2 separate regions of the Homo sapiens genome follow, and region 1 is linked to region 2. A link is a contact called in ENCODE Hi-C or POLR2A ChIA-PET data. All regions are on one chromosome and are shown on one strand. Each heading gives the region's core, a stretch centred on a gene start or an enhancer-like site at or near the end of the contact. The rest is flanking DNA. Distances are from core to core; before and after follow the strand shown. Region 1 holds the start of LIX1-AS1 (LIX1 and RIOK2 antisense RNA 1). Region 2 holds the start of LNPEP (leucyl and cystinyl aminopeptidase).

What was found. A loop is a pair of places that touch in the nucleus more often than their neighbours do. ChIA-PET counts read pairs that join two places held with the same protein, here RNA polymerase II (POLR2A). Pooled maps may share reads with other maps.
Region 1: a loop to region 2 is called in a pooled map, with 5 times the contacts of the local background. The contact joins the promoter of LIX1-AS1 here to the promoter of LNPEP in region 2. A Hi-C loop is called at or near these places in 1 of 50 pooled maps. POLR2A ChIA-PET finds 5 or more read pairs at or near these places in 2 of 52 experiments (HEK293 and activated B cell).

What each region holds. Positions count from the first base shown.
Region 1 is chr5:97,072,460-97,075,159 of GRCh38, forward strand. It overlaps LIX1-AS1 (LIX1 and RIOK2 antisense RNA 1), which reads left to right and starts at 1,266. Exons shown (of 8, transcript NR_187470.1): 1 at 1,266-1,379.
Region 2 is chr5:96,934,719-96,937,418 of GRCh38, forward strand. It overlaps LNPEP (leucyl and cystinyl aminopeptidase), which reads left to right and starts at 1,362. Exons shown (of 18, transcript NM_005575.3): 1 at 1,362-1,456. The coding sequence starts at 1,438. It overlaps LOC124901030, which reads right to left and starts at 1,357. Exons shown (of 1, transcript XM_047417984.1): 1 at 1-1,357. The coding sequence starts at 1,357. The coding sequence ends at 653. It also overlaps a transcript of ERAP1 not described here. RefSeq lists silencers at 46-165, 606-675, 1,616-1,685, 1,816-1,895 and enhancers at 276-415, 716-1,025.

The sequences.
Region 1 (2,700 bases), core at 16-2,515, 140 kb after region 2:
AGTTTCACCTCAAAGCGGGAATCCCAACTTGAGCCAAAGTTAAGTTTGCACCGACATTCAGTCACCATCTGGGGGATTTGGGAGGGAAAACGAGTGTCTTCTGTAGTGGAAAAGGCATGTTAGTATGGAGCTTTGGTCCAAAGTCAACAGATCAGTGTTAAAGAGGGAGAAGTTTAATACTCAGCCCTTGTGGACTCATGTCCTTGGGAGAAAGACTTCAAAAAACATTCCGTAAAAACCAGAGAAGCTGTTTCCTGGATATCTGCTAAGGCAGCTAGAGCTTAGGTCAGCACAGCTTTGCAGCCTGAGTGTCAGACAGCAGCTCTGGGGCTACTGCCTGAACAGGAAAGTGGGCAAACCTCATCCTGAATTGAGAAGATGTGGGAGTAGACCTCATCCCTTGATGGTCTTAGTTTCCTGGCAATGGCAGGAGCAGCTGCGATTTTGGCAGGCTTGGCCACCAGTGGTGGCATTTATACAGACAGGAGGCAGGGAAATACCGGGTAGAAGAGGGAGGTTCCCTCCCAAAGGCCCCACCCTCAAGCCTGGAAACCCATGACTTTAAATGGGAATAGGCATTCTTGTTTTTGCACCCAAATGTTGCCTTTTGGCCCACCATGTCCACCCCCCATCTTGTACCAATATAAACCCCAAATTGCAGGCTCCATGAGCAGAAAAGCAGACGAATAGAAGAGCAGAGGAACAGAAGAATAGCAGTGTGGCCGAGCAGCGTGGTAGAGAAAGAGGGAAGAGAAGCAGCATCTGAATGTTGAGAGGAGTTTGGCTGGGGACAGTCGGAGAGGAGATTGGCCGCAGGACGACCCAACTCCAGGGGAGGAACATCTTCCTACTCCATTCGCTTCCCCACTCCCCAGCCATTCCACTGAGAGCCACCTCCATCTGGCAATAAAATCTCTTGCATTCACTATCCTTCAATTTGCCTGTGTGACCTGATTCTTCCTGGATGCTGGACAAGAACCCAGCATCCAGGTACCAAGAGGGCACTGGGCTGGATAACACTTGAGCTGTCTGTGGACGGCAGAGCTAAAAGAGCACTGTAACATGCCCACTGGGGCTTTGGGAGTTGCAGGCACCCACCCTGGATGCTACTACCATGGGGCTGGAGCCCAAAAGTGTTTGCCCCGCCTCCTGCACCTGCCCGTCTGCATGCTCCCCCTCCAGTAAGGGGTTTGAGTGCACAGAGGCTGAACAGATGAGCCACACCCCTGTCACACATCCTGTGAAGGGGGTTAGGAAACTCTCCCATTTCATCTTGACCATCTTTGAGGGACTATTGATGCTTTTGGTATCAGCAGCCACAGAATTCATCAGACACAGCACAAAAGAGCAGGAGAAGAGATAATGGCAGATGCCAGAAGGTAAGAAGGAATTCGCCTGTGAGCAAGTGTGAGCTGTGCCCTGGGGGTATCTTAAGTGCGGGAGAAATTCGAGAGAGTTGGAACTTCTAGAAGTGGGAAGTGAAGGACAGAGCCAGAGAATGATACTGTTGTGGTCATTGTGATATTATTTTTATCCCCAAGATGTGGTATCTGGAGTGAGGTACAGAATATAAAGCCTAACCCTAGGCGGGCGCGCGTGGCTCACGCCTGTAATCCCAGCACTTTGGGAGGCTGAGGTGGGCGGATCACGAGGTCAGGAGATGGAGACCATCCTGGCTAACACGGTGAAACCCCGTCTCTACTGAAAATACAAAAAATGCCCCGGGCGTGGTGGCGGGCGCCTGTAGTCCCAGCTACTCCGGAGGCTGAGGCAGGAGAATGGCGTGAACCCCGGAGGCGGAGCTTGCAGTGAGCCGAGACCGAGCCACTGCACTCCAGCCTGGGTGACAGAGCAAGACTCTGTCTCAAAAAAAAAAAAAGAAAAAAGCCTAATCCTACATATACGACTAAGGAGATAGAGTATCTTGAATTTAGACAAGGCGATTAAGTCTCTATCATGGACTGAATGTTTGTGTCCCCTCAAAATCCATATGTTGAAGCCCTACACTCAATGTTATGCTATGAGGAGGTAGGCCTTTTGAGGGGTAAATTAGATTGAGCTGAGGGCATGAGCATGGAGCTTCCATGGTGGGATTACTTGCCCTTATAAGAAGAGCAAGAGACGCCGGAGCTTCCTCTCTCCACCTAGAAGGTGACCATTTGCAAGCCAGGAAGAGAGCCCTCACTAAAACCCAAATCTACTGGCACCTTCATCTTAGACTTCCCCACCTCCAGAACTTTGAGAAAATAAATTTCTGTTGTTTAAGCCACTCAGCCTAACCAGTACATGACCAATGATCTTCCTCTAGTTTAGCAGCAAATATTAAATATTTTCATTCACCTATTCATTTATTTCATTCAACCAGTATTTCTGAAACACCTATCCTGTGCTGTGAAGTACTGATAATGGATTAGGTACTGAGCTAGGAGATGGAGATTTTTGTTTTCATGGGCTCCCATTTTGTAGAGCAGAGATGCATGAGCCAGCACCCCTGAAATATTTGTTATTTCCTGAAGCTCCATGCTGTCTTCCAACTCCATGTCTTTGCACAGTTGTTCCCATTGGTACACTTTTCTTAACCTGCCCCACCCAACAGTCTATCTTGAAAGTTCCTGTTTATCTTTCAAGACTCGGCTCAGGTATTACTTCCTTCCCTAATTCTTCCTAGACATGCCTTTTCTGCGTTTATATTGAAAAACT
Region 2 (2,700 bases), core at 112-2,611:
TGAGCAGGCTGTTTGCGCTTGCCGCGGCTTGTTTGTCCCTGGCGCCCCGCTGTTGAAAGCCTCAGAGCGTGTGACAGTTGGCAGGCGCAGTGAGGCGCAGCCCGAGCCAAGTCAATGCAGGGGCCGGGGCTGAGGGAGGGGAAGAGGCAGAGGAGGCGGTGATGGCGCGCTGGGAGGGCGGCGGCCTCTGCAGCGAGGGTGGTGGCGATGCGCATACCGAGAGGATAAGGAAGCGGTTCCCGACGAGCCTCCTCGGGGCTTATGGGGCCCCTGGCGGTTCGGCCTCGGAGGCTAGCGGGGCTGCCCGATTTGGCACTGGAAACAATGGTGGCTCGGGGCTGGAGGCAATGGCGCGAGTGCTGGGGGGCAGGGGCGACTAGGGGAGTTTCGGTTTCTCGGGCCTAGCGCCGCGGAGCCTTGCTGCGGGCCCCAGTGGTAGCACCCCCGGGAACCGCAGGTGTTGATTTAAGGCTCGGAACAGGCGGGCCTTCTGCCCACATCCTGCGGCGCCCGCGACCCGGGCCGGGCGATCCGGCGCCGGGTTTTGTTATCCGCCCGCACCTAGAGGCCGCAAGGCAGCCGCCAGCCCCGGGACTGGACCCCAGGGCGCCCTCGGCCCTGCGAGGTCCCCGCCCTCTCTTCCGTCTCCTCCTCACCGCCCTCCTGAGGCACTCTGATGCGGGCGGGCATCTCTGCCGAAAACACCTACAGCGCCCGCTCCCTCGGTCCTTCGAGCAGTGATCCCTCCGCGGCCAACCTCCCCAGGGAAACCAGCGATTCGCGGTTCAGATAGCGACCTTCGCCCGCAGGTTCCTGCTCTGCCTTCAGACTTCGGCTTCAGTGGCACCTGCTCAGCGAGGCCTCGTCTAACCAAGCCATCCGAATTAACTACCCACTCACTCGCCATCACATCACCCCGATTTAATTCGCAGCGGGGCACTGACTTTACACTCGTGTGTCTTCTGTGTTTATTTATGGTCTGTTTCTGGAATGTCCGCTCCTGGGACTGGGACCATGATTTTCTGGCGCAGTGCGGGTGTCTCGGCGTCCGGGATCGGGCGGGTCGCAGTAGGGCTCCACATTTGTTGAGTGACTGAACACCGTTCCCGGCCGGGGAGAGCGCCGCAGCCGGGTCCACTTCAGGTAGGGGCTGGGCTTTCCCGGCCCCGCCTAGGCCCCGCCCCCAGCGCGAACCCGCTCCCACCTCGCCTGTCCACGGAGCAGCAGGGGGTTTGACTGTGCTTTTCCCTCTTGCTTCCCTCGCTCTTTCTGCAGCTGCCACGAAAACCCGGAACGGCGGAGCGGCGCCGCCCCTCGCGGCACCTCCCTGGCAGCCCTTGGAGGCCGCGCTGGGCATGCTCAGTCAGCTGGGCCGCCTCAGCTCTCGGAGTAGGAAGCTCGGGCGCTCCGGCTGTAAGGAGCCGCGGCGGGGGGAAAATGGAGCCCTTCACCAATGGTGAGTGGGCTGCCGAGGCGCCGGGACCCGGGCTCTCCGGAGCCCTGAGGGTCGTGGGCAGTCGTGACACGCGGGGTCGGGCTGCAGCCGTCTCCCCCAACACCGCGGGCTTCCCACGAGGGCTGAGGGAGGCAGGGAGAGGGGATCTGGGGGAGGCAGGGAGGTTCGGGGGGCGGGCGGCGGCCAGTGCGGGACCCGGGGCTGGCTTGAAGGTCAGCGCCGCCGCCGCTCGCCCGGGGTGCGGCCGGTGGGCAAACAGCAAAGTTTGGGCTGCTGTGCGCAGAGGAGTGGGCAGTGGGAAAGTTGGCAGCTCAGGTTTGCCCCCGGAGGAGGCGGTGTCGGCCCGACTCTCCTGTAGGAGCGTTAAGTTGTGGCAGCTGCCGAGCCCAACTTTTGTGGGGCGCCAGGAGCTGTCCCCCTGCCCTTCAGTGAGCTGCCGGCGTGACTTTTCCTAATAGGGCGGGGTGGGGGTGGGAGGCTTGGCAGGTTAATGTTGTGGAAGGAAGGGAAACTTCAGGAAAGGCTTGCTCACCTCGCTCGGTGCCGCGGAGGTGCCTGGCCACAGTGCCACCCTCCTGACCCTGCCGAGGTACTCGGCAGGGCCACCACGCATCCCCTCACTGGCTGCAGATCACATCAGTTTTTCAGTCAAAGACTTGTTAATGTCAAGGGTCCGTCACGGTGGTGATACCACTGTGTGACAGGAAGCGAGAGTCAACGCAGGGAGCCTGCACCCTGCAAACAGCCACAGCCCTTCACTGAACGGGGAGCATAAATCCCACCCTAGTTAGAACCATGGCTTTTGTGCGGACCAGAAGTGCCAGAGCCACAATATAGGGGTGAGATGTCTTACCGTTTTGCGGTGTTGAGTGTGTGGATTCCCTTTTAAGATAGAAAGTAGGAAAACTGCCAGTAAGGGAGACGACTCACTAAAAGAGGATTCAGTCTCTGGTTGACATGTTTTGCTGAGTGTGGTTGGTTACTTCAGGTACAGTATCACATTAATAGGGGCCACAGTCTATATCCCTGTTTAGTTTGTTAGTTACCACTCAAGAGCAGACAGATATTGTCCACTTTATCCCAAATCCCAGCCAGACTTTGTTGTATGCTGTGCTTCATTCATGGGGCTGTGAACTACTGATTATATTCTCCCTATTCCTAATGTAGAATGCTTTATTCTACTGCCATCTTTCTGTCTGCACTGTTTAATTAGGCTTACTGATAACAACTTTAATTCTGAATTT